2 separate regions of the Mus musculus genome follow, and region 1 is linked to region 2. Evidence: chromatin loops called from intact Hi-C (ENCODE). Cell type or tissue: left cerebral cortex. All regions are shown on one strand. Links, peaks and the distances in the headings refer to the core of each region. The heading gives the core; the rest is flanking DNA.

What was found. A loop is a pair of places that touch in the nucleus more often than their neighbours do. Peaks named below come from ENCODE experiments on the same cell type or tissue, not always from the same donor. Only the 100,000 strongest peaks of a DNase experiment are listed, where the experiment ranks them.
Region 1: a loop joins it to region 2, with 4 times the contacts of the local background. A loop is called at or near these places in 10 of 42 quality-filtered maps.

The regions. Positions count from the first base shown.
Region 1 is chr4:13,861,892-13,865,891 of GRCm38, reverse strand. Runx1t1 (RUNX1 translocation partner 1) reads right to left here. Exons shown (of 11, transcript NM_009822.3): 7 at 606-691; 8 at 1-61. Among named protein-coding and RNA genes, the nearest start is that of Runx1t1, 79 kb to the right of the region's middle. In left cerebral cortex, for the core only: a CTCF peak has its summit at 2,625 (motif pointing left); a DNase peak (open chromatin) is centred at 1,695.
Region 2 is chr4:14,430,380-14,439,455 of GRCm38, reverse strand. It overlaps the pseudogene Gm11836. Among named protein-coding and RNA genes, the nearest start is that of Gm2560, 140 kb to the right of the region's middle. In left cerebral cortex, for the core only: a CTCF peak has its summit at 3,711 (motif pointing right); a DNase peak (open chromatin) is centred at 3,871.

The sequences.
Region 1 (4,000 bases), core at 1-4,000, 570 kb after region 2:
GTCTTAGTACAGTGAGGGATCGTCTTGTCTTCTCCACCATGTCCATGATGCAGTTTAACAGCTTTGTGAGAAACAGCGGGTGGGGGAGGGGATGATTATACAAATCACCACAGAGTTAAAGCTTAGATGAATAATAAACACAGACAAGGACCAAGGAAACATAATGTTTTCTTTCTGAAAGCTTTAGTGTAACACTTTTCTTGGAAAGATCTGAAATTCAGACCCAATAATTGATGAAATTTGACAGAAATGAGGAGGGACAAAAGAGGAGGTATGGATGGTGTCACGACAGGTAGCTACTTAACGAACAGTGTTATGCAATAAATTCATCCTTCCCAATACAGAGCTCGGTAAGCTACGAACTAAGTGTCCCTTTCACAGTAAGACAGTGGCCTGCTGATCTGCCTTCTCCCAAGGTCTAATATTTCTCTTAAGTAGCTTTCACATATATTTACAAATCAGATTCCATGTTTTATATCAAATAATCTAACTCAGTTCCCCCCTCCCCCCCAAGGGCAGGAAATAAAACATTTTAAAGCACTTGGAAAACCTCTTGTCACTTGTTTGTAAACTATTTTTAGCCCAAAAGATTACTGATGTCTTACATGATCGAGATGTTTCCACTCTTCTGCCCATTCTCTGTCTGTTAGTCTGTGGTCAATCATTTCTTCTTGACGTGTGCCATGTAACCCTACAAATGGAGAGAACAAGACTGAATCCTCGGAGACTCCAGTATGCAGTCCGTCTGCAAAGAACACAGAGCAACAACTACGGGATGTGAACACATAATGACTCTGGTAGGTGCCTTCACAGCTGAGAGCTGGTTATTTGCATAGCATTCCTCAACTCTTAGAATCACAATGAAATCTGGGCTCCAGCTTCTTGTGGTTGAAGCAACAAGGAAGGCATTGTTGTTGTAAACAGATTTAGTATGGTGAAATACTTTGTTCAATTCCCAGCAATTAATCAATCCAGCATCAAATATGGCTATAGTGCATTAAAAATAAGAATAGTGTAATCTATTTTACATGGGTGGGACTATACCTTTTCAAAAGGAGCATAGCAAAAAAAAAAAAAAAACAAAAAAAAAAAACAACTCACATTTCAACAATTATAGTTGCATACAATCTTACTATGCATATCTAACAAGGTCCAGGAACAAAAGCTTAGATGATATGAAAGTCACAGGTGATCATTCAACTTATCAAATACAAGTAGTGAGAAGAAACTAGACCTTTCTTTTCTTTTTAGTTATTTTGTTTGTTTGTTTTTAGAAACAACGTCTCACCACGAAGAACTGACTGGCATAGAAATCACTTTGAAACCCAGGCTGGCCTTGAACTCTCAATTTTTCAGTTTTGGTCTATGAAGTATTGGGAATTTAGGCCTGAACCACTATACATAGCACCATACCATAAGTTTTATAGAAGGAACGAAGGAGGGGAGGAAGAGAGAGAGAGAGAGAGAGAGAGAGAGAGAGAGAGAGAGATTGACATGCCAGTAACAAAATAATCAATAAATTTTCAAGGCAAGAAACTGAAAATTCTAATTCAAGAATCATGTGTAATAAGCCTCTTTTGTCTATGAAAAATAGCATAACATGAGCTGGGAAAATGGCTGAGTCAACAAGCTACTTTCCATACAAGCAAGAGAACCTAAATTTAGATATTCAGCACCCATATAAAAAAACAGGACACATTTTTAATCCCAGTTTCCAGGAAGGCAGACAGTAGTTTCCCTAGACCTCACTATCCAGCCAGTCTAAAAAATATCAGTGAGCTCTAGGTTCAGCGAGAGACTGTCAAAAAGTAAGAAAGACAGAAATTGAGAAAGATACCTGATGCTGATCTCTACACTCTACAAACATAGGTACCCACAAATAAAAGACAGCATGGAAATGCTTGCCAAGGGGGCATCAAGCTTTGTTTCCCCTAATAAATGGTCTCACTCAAGCCTAGGCTGGCTTAGAACTCATTGCCAATCCACCTGACTCAGCTCACCAAGTGTGAAGTAACAGATGTGAATGATTCCCAGCTCATCACCAACATCAGTGACTGTGAGAAGGGAACAAAGATGCTCAGGAGAACACAAAGTCCATAGGTCTCACTGAAAGGGCAAAGGGTCTGATGGGCTCGTCTCACAGATCACTGAGGACAGAGACCATCACAGTCAAAGAAAGGCAACTGCCTTTTCTATGACATCATTTTCCACTTTAGATGGCTGAATCCCTATAGTTGGCTCCCATTCCTCACAGACTTATGCTTAAGGAAAACCAGGGCTGGCAAGTATGCAGTTCCTGGAAATGGAGGGTCTTTTGCAAGATCTGAATGCCTCTAGAGTTATAAGACACTGTGTTCCAATTACTGTGACAAGTAAGTGATCTGAAATCTTTCTCTGAGCTGATTTAGAGAGAGAAAAAAAAACCTGATGAATCACAAGGCTGTTTTCATTCATGAATGTATGTACATCCTGGATGTATTGGATTAAATAAATTCATTACAGTTTTTTCCTAGGCTAAAAAACCAAAAATTCTAAGTATAAGATGTTTTGCATTATTTCTGTCCAATTAGAAAATATCCAGAGATATATTTCAAAAGTTAAAATTGTTAATGCCACCTATTGGTAAAAAGGGAAAACTACAAATATATTTTACTGATTTGCATAATAGGAAAGACACCGAGGGAAAGTAATATTTAGTTATTGCTCTGTTTGTTGTGATTATTTCAAGTTGAAATGTTTGCAAATATGTAATTTTTGTTGACTTATTTTTTTTTGCCTGTGTTTTCAGGGAAAAGAAGCACTAATGTTAAAATTAGTCATCACAGAAAACAACTAGAGAGTGATAAGAATATAAATGTGACAGGGACACTCATGACACTGGCATCTAGATATATGCCTGTGAGGATCAAGAATTATTGAAGTCACAAATGTGTCAGGACTTCAGCACACTAACTCAATATTGATACACGCATTTAATACTCAGGATAGTTAATGAGTAATAGGATGTCTATAGATAAAAGCAGTTCAGCATTTGGTAGCTGTGCTGGGCTCCATCTCATAATAATAATAATAATAATAATAATAATAATAATAATAATAATAATAAAGAAATATAGGGTTGTTTCGATGCACTTGAAGTCTGGGGGTTGTGGCTAGGTCTAATTGAATAAGAAAAGGAAAAAATTAAGAACCTTAATGTTTGCATTTATCAGTATTTCGATTTCACACATGTAAGTTTTCAGCCCCACATTGTTTTGATCATAATGATAACAGAGAAGACCATAAAGAGGGACACAGGCTTGAGTAAACTACACTTAATAAAACAAACAGTTGCCATTCATGGGATAATTGGCACATGTTGAGACTTAAGTCGTTCTTAGATTCCGACGATTCTAGATAAATGGCACCATGTTTTAAGCTTATTGATAAACTAATGCTGCTTACAAAGTTAGTTTATTCAAGACTTCTCATGAATAATATGTCCCTCCACGTAAGAAGCATTTATACACTACACCTTTATGGTGATTTTTATACTCGCAAAACGTCAGCTTAATGTATAGCACTACAATTTGTTTCTTACACATCAAAATTTTATTTTACATTAATACAGACTAAACTCTGCCAGACATTAGGAAGGGTTAAATAGTTGCACATATTTCTAGAGACTAGCACTACATTAGTTTTTATAAAACTATATTAGTTTTATAAGCTAGTATAATTAAAAGGTAAGACACATGGTTTGGAGAAAATTACAAAAAAACAGTGGTTGCAGACAGAATTCATAAGGGGACATTTACTACAGGAAAACAATCAGTGCATATAAGCGTAATTACTTCCGTGCTGATTACTCTATGACACACAGTAACTAATACTTCACCAAATGCTATTGTTGCCTAAGAAAGAGACTTCTTTTTGCGGGGAAAGGCAAGAGTTTATTTCAGCTTACAGGGTACATTCAGTGAGGCCATCCAGAAAGGCCAAGCTAGAAAGTGAAGGAAGA
Region 2 (9,076 bases), core at 2,094-6,093:
AGAATTCCCTTGTTATCAACACTTTAGAAAGACAGTGATAAATTGAATCCTAATGTGCTTGAAACTAGTCCTTAAGCATATGTAGGTTGATCCATTTTGTGCGGGTCTAAGGAAATACACAGACTCGATAATTGATAACGAACAGAGATTTATTACCATTATGGACATGAAACCCAAGATCAGGGCTGCATCAGGTGAGGGCTGTGCTGTTGTATTCTGACAGGGCAAAAGATGTCACTGCTTAGAGACAACACAAGAGAGAAGCTGAGCTTGATTTTATAATAAACTCATTAATCATCTCTTACAGTTTTTATCTCTCGATATTGGAGCCCTGGGGATGTGGTTTACAAAAGATGAATCTTGGGGTGCACAATTAAACCATAGTAACATGAAAAGACTCTGGATAGGTCTCTCAGAGATACAGTGAAGTGAATGGAGTGCCTTAGCCTACACCTGCACATCATTAGATCTATGTTGTCTCCAGAGATGATGCTGGCTCAAGCAAGCAACTTCCTTCATCTGATGACAACTCTCTGGGAGAGAGCTAGATATAATTCATGAGCCCTTTCAGCAGTCAGGAATATAACCTTGACGTGGAAGGAAGAACCTAGGTGATAAACTATGGCAGCCAAATCTCTGAAGTACTGGCCTGTGGATGGGCCTAATAGGCAAAATGGTAAACCACATTGCAAAGTGAACATTTTGGGAAGGGGTCACTTAGAAAGGAACTCAAGTCTAGAGCAGAAATGTTTATTTTTGGTATGTGAATTTTCATAGACAAATTGAGGGAGAGATTGGATGGTGGCCAGTATGCTGGAAGTTATTCAATGCCCAGTTATACTTTATTCCTCTGCCCCCACATGAGGCTGTACTGCCTATTCCTACCCTTAACTGTGCCTGTTGTGAGGTTGTTTCCAGTCTTGTGTTTTAGCATCTTTATCAGCACCAACATGCTGCAGCTTGGGTGGGAAAGACAGCTTCCTTTGTGGTCAAAGGAGAAAACTTGGTTGCTGGACTTTTCTTACACTTCCTTAATATTTGGGGACTTTAAAAAAATAATTATTTACTTGCTTTAATTATATTCCAAAGATGAAGAAAGAAGATAAATGGATTGATCAATCTTCCGTGTTTGGCTTTAAGCTTTACCAATTATTTCCTAAAAAAGAAAAATGTACTGTCTCAAGAAGTGACAAATTCTCAATCACTAGAGGTATTTAGAAAAAACAGCCACCCTAGGGGAATGCAGGCAGGGTTCTTGCCTCAGTGTAGAATTAGAATTGAGCTTTATAGAATCTGGAACATCTGTGATTCCATATAAAAGGCTTTGTTATCATAAAAGGAATGCCATACAAATGTCAAAGAAGAGGAATAATATGGCAGCACACCCCCATTTGATACGTAGGTTTGTTTCTTGTGGTCTTTTACTTGGTCTTTTTCTATCACCCTAGGGTCACCACCATTCCCGGAAGAGGACCCTTCGATTTAGTTATTCAGAATTTCTAAGAGTCTCTCAATTGTGCCTTAAATGCTATACTTGTGGTGCATACCTAGTGTGTCATCAAGACTTCTGCCATCTTACAGTTACCGATATGACATCAGATATCCATTCAGAGATGAGGACATCCATTCAGAGAGAGATGTCTTTACATGGAAGTCTTCATCTTTGTTTAGTTGTTCCACATTTGCTATTTCTCCATAAGACTAAGTACCATGAAGAGAAAGAGTGCATTGCTTGCAGTTTTGTGCTTTCAGAAGTGAGTAACAGTGTAAAACAAAACAAAACAAAACAAAACAAAACAAATAAACAAAAAAAAACAAACCACCAATAAAATTGTAAATGAAAGGCAGAATGTTAATAGATAAGGTATTTGAGAACATCCAAGAATTTACCCAGTGCTACCTAGTTAATGGCTGTGAATGTTAGTCAGTAATATAAGGTGCATTTTAAACTTTCTTCTGAAATAGTTTTTAAAATACAGAAAGAACAAGTCTCTAACAAATGAACAACAATGGCAAAAATCAATAAAACAAACAGTATTCAATAAATTGAGAAGGGGACTAGAAGTCACTCTAGTGAGAAAGATTCTGCTGCCTGTGTAGAGATCACAGACTTTGCTACTGGGCATATTTATTTGAGATTTTTTTTCTCTCAGGATGAGTTATTTCCTGAGATCTGCTTCAGTTTCTTACCCAAATAGGCTCAAGCTGATCGTCCTCTTTCTGTTGGCTGGAAAATATCCAACCATGTCTACATCACAGCAGAGAACATAATTTAAGCTCAAACTGTGATTTTATCTATCTAAAAAGGATAAAATGAATTACATATTCCAGTTGAGCGTATGTATTCATAAACAGTTAAGCACACCAAAGTGACCAGTAGTAGCACTGGAATAGTCTAGCATCTGACTCTGATGGTCTTCCCTGGGCTGGTCACATTTGGAAGTGAAATGCCTTTCCTCCCCCCCCCCGACCCCTGCCATCCCCTCCACACACCCTGAAGATCATTTTAATGAGTAGGCCAAATGTTTTCTTTATCACTTATTTTATACAATGCTACACTAATAGTGAATGCTTACGTGGCTTTTGCCTGGTGCCAGTCAGTGCTTTGCATACATTAACACATTTAATCCTCATGATAGAACTGTAGGAGGTAGGACAATGCTCAATCCTCATTTATTAAGTGCTCTGAAACAGGGTCCCAGAGAAGTTTGGTACTTTGCTCAAGATCACACAGGTGGTAAATGGCAGAGTCCGGTTTTTGGTTAGTCCGAGATGCTGCTCAAACTCTAGACTGCAGTGTGGGGAGGATCTGCTCTCACTTTCCATGTAAAACAGCATCATTCAAGAAACTTACTCAAAGAAGTCCCGGTGTGTGACCCAGAGAAGCAGCAACAGAGAAAGGTAACACTGGAAAAGAGAAAGAATAGTTTTCTGGCAATGCTGCCTCAATATTTAAAATACATCATTCAGTTAGTAAAAGCTTAGTGGTCCATTGCTAGATATATAGTGATAGACGTTCAGAAACTTGTCCGGTGTTATACAGGAGACTTAAACCCACATCTACTGGAACCCAGAAGGAAGGTGAGAACTACATCTCAGGCCTGATTTCTGTGGACCTTTGGGGAGACTACTTGAGTAAGCACCAGAAGTTCACCATAGCTGCAAGGGACTCATCCAGGATTGGCAGTATAATTAATAGCCATAGAATTTTAACATTAGCTGCTGGTAGCTTCACACCAGCTTACTACTCACTCAATATTTGGATATATGGTCATTTGGGTACTTGGTACTTATATGTGTTTTAATTCAGTTTTGGAAATTATATGCAAAATAGGCAAAGCCTGTCAAGAGCAGTGGTAAGTGCTGTTGATTATTATAAAATTCCCTGTATTTCCGTGTTGTTTGATTCCAATGCTTCACAGAGCACATTGTTACTGCTTCAGAGTATGTTTAGATGGATATAGGTTGGAAGGATAAATCTCTTGTAGTCACCATTATTATTTACAATAATAGGCCTGGAGAGTCACTAAAGAATGTCAATAATTTTACTTTTTAAGAGGAAATCAGTGTGATTGATAGCAGCACCATAAAATAATATGAAATATATATGGTATCAAGTCCAATATAAAGGTACACTTGTTCCCAAGGGAGAGAATGTGTACTCCTAAACATTTATTTTGAAGGTAGAAATGTTAACAGACTTGGAGATGAAATTAGACTCTTCCACAAGGTGTCACTATTTCTCTTTGTTGAAAACGCTTTGCTATCCAGTTGCTTCCGAGCCACTTTAAATAAACAGAAATGAAGTAAATAATTCCTCCATTTTTAATGAGGGAGTCAACCAGCATAACAAACGGTCTACAGAGAGACACATTTTGATATTCAACCCAGCCCTGCATGCCAACTTTAATACTGGCTCAGTACAAGCTCCTTAGCACAGAGGATGACTAGTGTGGTATTGATACATATTTATAGAGGAGGATGCAAGTACAGTTCAATGATCTGTTCAGCTCTAAAGAAAACTGTGAGTAAAAGCAATTTCCCTGCTAAAAAGCAAGGATTTTAATTATCGCCTACAAAACGCCACAACCATCTTATCACACGTCCCTCCATGCTCAATGCTATTGACCCAAGTAAAGACAATTAAGTTCTAAAACCACTAGAAAATGGACTGTGAGGAATTTACAGCGCCCTTCTGTGGCAGCCATCAGATCATAATCTCAAGAGCTTGATTTGATTTTACATAAAGCAGAAGGGCCACTTTTTTCTCAGGCTATTGTCTTTCTCATGCCATGGTCATTTTTCTATGTCTGTCTTAGTCCATCAAAGGCAGCGTGACAAGATATCATAGATGGGGTGGTGCAGAAGACAGAAATGTATTTTCTGACTGCTCTCAAGGCTGAGAAGTTTGTGAGCAAGGCTCTCACAGATCTTATGCCCAATAAAGGCTCTCTTTCTGCCTCTTTTCTGATGTTGGCTGCTTTTTTCACTATATTATTTCACAGTGGTCAAGAAGGGTGAAGGATGGGGAAGAATATGAATGGATGAATCTTGTCTCTCTTTGGTTAAGGTCATTCATGAAGGATTAACCTTTAAGAGCAAGTTTTCTTCAAAACTCTCCACAAAATACTAGTCTAACCATTTTATTTGTATTAGGCTTCCTGATGTGAACTCCAAGAGGACACAAACATTTCATCTATAGAACAGTCTAAAATACCTTAACCACAAGTCCTAGGGAACAGATCAACAGCATAGTGACACGGCCTGAAACAGAACATTTGGAAACCTTTGCATCTTTCAGACAACAGGAGCCTTTCTTTCTTTCTTTCTTTCTTTCTTTCTTTCTTTCTTTCTTTCTTTCTTTCTTTCTTTCTTTCTTTCTTTCTTTCTTTCTTTCTCTCTCTCTCTCTCTCTCTCTCTCTCTCTCTCTCTCTCTCTCTCTCTCTCTCTTTCTTTTCTTCCTTTTTTTTTTTTGAGAGCAAAGAGAGCAAATTTTATTTGGTGAAGGCAAACATCATCCAAAAGAAACCAGATGGGCAAGGTGCTGTGACAGGGGAGCCTCTGGGGCCACACAGAAATCACACTGGGCAAGGAACAGGCTCGGGATACAGAATGTCCTCAGCTATTCAGCACCATCTCTTCATAGTTGATGCAACCATTGCTGTCCTCATGCCCTGCCACTAGCATCTCTACTTCTTCCTCTGTCATCTTCTCGCCCGGTGTGACAAGGACATGACGGATTTCAGCACCCATGACGGTGCCATTTCCTTCCTTGTCAAACACACGAAGGCATTCAACATAATCATCGTAGGTTCCCTGGTCCTTGTTCTTGGCCACGGTCTGCAGCATGGGCAGGAAGTGCTCAAAGTCCAGCACCTTCACATTCATCTCATCACTCTTGGGGTTCCCCAGGACCTTGAGCACCTCGGCATTGGTAGGGTTCTGGCCCAGGGCCCACATCACATCCCCACACTGGCTGTACAGGATCTTGCCATCGCCTGTTCGGTCAAACAGCTGGAAAGCCTCCTTGAATTCTGTGGTCGGGTCCTCGGTGAAGTCACACATCTTGGCTGCTGAGCTCTGCGGGACCTTTTCCGGCAGTAATGGCCAACAGGAGTCTTTGTGCCAGACATGTTTGCACCCATCTGTGTGTGAACTCAATAAAACGCATTTGGTGAAAATGTACCAGTCAGTGAGGGTGATCAGTTTATTCAGCAAATATTTGTTGAGCTCTGATTTATTTTATAGTTTTAGTAGAAAATGAAGGTTTGGAAATATGAAAGGGAAAAATGCCAGGTATCATGGAGCATCCTGTCTGATAAGGAAGAATGACAATCAAAGAAGTGTACTATGCTTCCTAGGCAATGATTGGTGTCTCCTTAGTATTCACACAATGCAGACCAAGAGCCTCTGCGCCTGGGAGGCTCTGAAGTTCAAGCTCAAGAAGCTGCGGATGCCCACTGAAAATTAGCTTTTCTCAGCATTGTCCACTTCCCAGGAAACCCTAAGACCACACCTCCAGATTAAGTTTGGAATCACATGATATTATGCTCTGCACTTAGTCTAAGTAAGCTATGTGTTTATGTCAATAACATTAATTTGAATGTTTCCTCACATAAACAAATTATGGGGAAAAATAATGAGCTAAATTTTCTTTTCTGATGAAGGTAACCTAGATAGGTCTTCATAAAAAAGCAGGGCAGGGTTATTGGTCATATTGTCAGGTCTTTGTCTTCATGAGATATTTCATTGATTGATCAGCATTTGTACCAAAATAAATGACTAGTTTTCTTCTCAGCAGAGTATTAAGTGTTTCAGCCCCCAGACAAGGCCATTCTCATTTCCATTTAACATTGCTGATACGTGCAGATAAGTGCTTTCCCCTGCCACTTTGGAAGTTTTAGAAATTGACAGAAAAGAACAGAAGTCTGCAAGTTGGGTTATCAAAGATGAGGACGAGAGAGCAAAATGAAACCAGATGTGCAACTACTGAATGTTGGCATCATTCTCTGAGTGAGTGATAGAATGTAGCAGTTGCCACTTAGAAAGCTAGGCAGAAAACTAGTGAAGAGCAAGAGCATATATTCATGCCTGCTTTGCATGAAAAGGTACATTTTAAAGTTTGATGTGATATGATTCAGCTTAAAAAAAAAACCTGTGTAGGTGTTGCTAGTGGGAATGCCTTTAAGTTTGCAAAATTAGTTTATAATCTACTTGTAATATGCAAACAAATAAAACTTGTGTCTTTTTTTTTTTTTTAATCACTGCTCTTTTCTTGGCAGGTTTTTATTCTGTTATTATATCAAAGCAAGCGACTCTATTCTACAGCTTTTCTGTAAAGATTCTCGATGAGTACGTTGAAAGTATCTATTTATTTTTCCTTTAGCAATGATAATTGTTAATTATGTCCCCAGGAGACAGAGCAGTTAACCGAGGCCTGGAGCCTTACATTCTGTGAACCCATGGGTACTCAGGGAATTATGTGAGATCACAGTACAGATAAATGTGTGTTATTTTTCATGTTAATGCTTATTTTCAAACACCTTCCCTCAAACGCTCCCAGCACTCCATAAATCCTAAATTACCTCCTCCTGGGCTTCTTTTCTTTACGTGTCACCCTTGGAGAGTCACACTCCCTAAGGTCAGTGACTGACACTGGAGTTCAATTTGTCTTTTAGAGGGTAGTGAGTCCCATGTCATGTGGCCACGTGGGCATGAGCCTCATTAACAATGGCTACTAACTCGTTCCCCCACTTAGATTCCTCTAAAATCACATGTTGTGATCATGGAGTAGAACTGGTACACACAGAGAGCAAAACGTATAGACCTACTTTATTTTCAAAAAGTAGCAATACCACCTCACTTGAAAGATATACATGATCTCAAAACCAGGTCACAGGATGCAAGGCTGATGTGGGAAAACATATCCTGAATGAAGCCTGGTTTTGCTCCTGGCTTCCACTATTCCAATACCAGAGAACAATTTGATTTGTCTTTGAATGGTTTTTTTTTTTTTAACATTCCATTATTTTGAGTGGAACTCAAATTGATTTCTCTAGTTTAGTGAATCACTGCAAGTGTCTATCCTGTCTGCTTCCTTGACATGCAACTCTGAATGGATAATTCATTTCCTGACTTAACCTTGTTCCATACTTTGCAAACATTTGGAACCATGACCCTGTGCATATCCACTCAGTAATCTCACCATGACTGGATTTACTTTTAGTTTCTGTCGTGTTGGGGTACATGTATGTGTATGCATGTGTGCTTGTTGTTTTAGTACAGGCATGCTCATGCCATGGCATAGAAGTCAGAGGATAATCTCCAATGTGGGTCCTTGTCTCCTGCCTCATTTGAAATGGGACCTTCTGATGTTTTTTTCTCTGTGGATGGACCCCTTCCTCCCTCTCATAGTCTAAATCTTTCCCTTACTACAAAGCAGAGAATTTTACAGAAAATATCTCTATCTGAGCAAGTGTGGTTGATTCTGTTTTGGGCTCCAGACTTGCCTTTGACAAATGGGACAAAGGTAACAGCTCAAACAGTGAATTCTGATAAGATACTCTAGAAGCTGCGCCCTCAGGTTTTTATTTTTAATTTAATTTACTTTTTCTTAGTTTAGTTTAGTGAATCAGACTCACAGAATAAGTAAATGTCTGTCAATGGGTGACCTCTGTTGTTTTTACATCGTTCTGTCCTCACTTTTGTCCTTTTCCGACTCCTTCCAAGGTGTAATCATCATCAGATTATTCATTCCTCTTGCTGAAAAGCCTGCTTTCTCCTCATCAAGACTAACTTAAAACAGTTCTCTTGGTCTCTCTCCATTGGACAAGGAGGCCACCATTTTTTCCCCCACTGAGTTATGTTTTCTCCTGTATGTTTTCTCTTGTGGTCCTGGACCTTTCCTAGCTGATGCCCCCCAGTTCTGCAATGTGGCTGCTTTTTGTCATCAGTGTGGAATTTGTCTGCTCTAGTCCTCACAGGGTTCAGCTATTGTGTTTAGAATCCACACATTCTTCTTTTTTGACTTATTCATTCATTTTGTCTCAGATAATGTCATGAAAATGAACTGAAATTTCAGAGACAGTACTTCTTTGTAAATACATTCTTCTATTTCTACTGATAAAGGACTAGATTGGATTTTAAATTCCAGTTTAGATGCACTTCCTCTCCCAAGGCAGAGAGTACTGTTCATGTGTTTCTAGCAATAGAATTAACTGCTGCTATCAATCATGTTTGTTTATAGGGCATTTTTGATTTCCTTGGAACTTTTAGTTACTTACCCTGGCAAAACTTCGGAGTATCATGGTAAGAAACTATTTTCTTTACTGAACAGGTGAGAGTCCTTTCAGTTGGCAGAACAGTATATGCCCATTTATTCTGAGATATAACTGTGTACAAATGATTTCATGAAATTGGTGGTTAGTTTTGTCAATGCAACACAAATTAGCATCAGCTAGGAAGAAGGGACCTCAAATGAGGAATCACCTCCAACAGACTGGCCTATGGCCATGTCGATGGAATATTTTCTTGATTGGTAATTTTTGGGGGGACTGCACATCCCAGTGTGGATGGT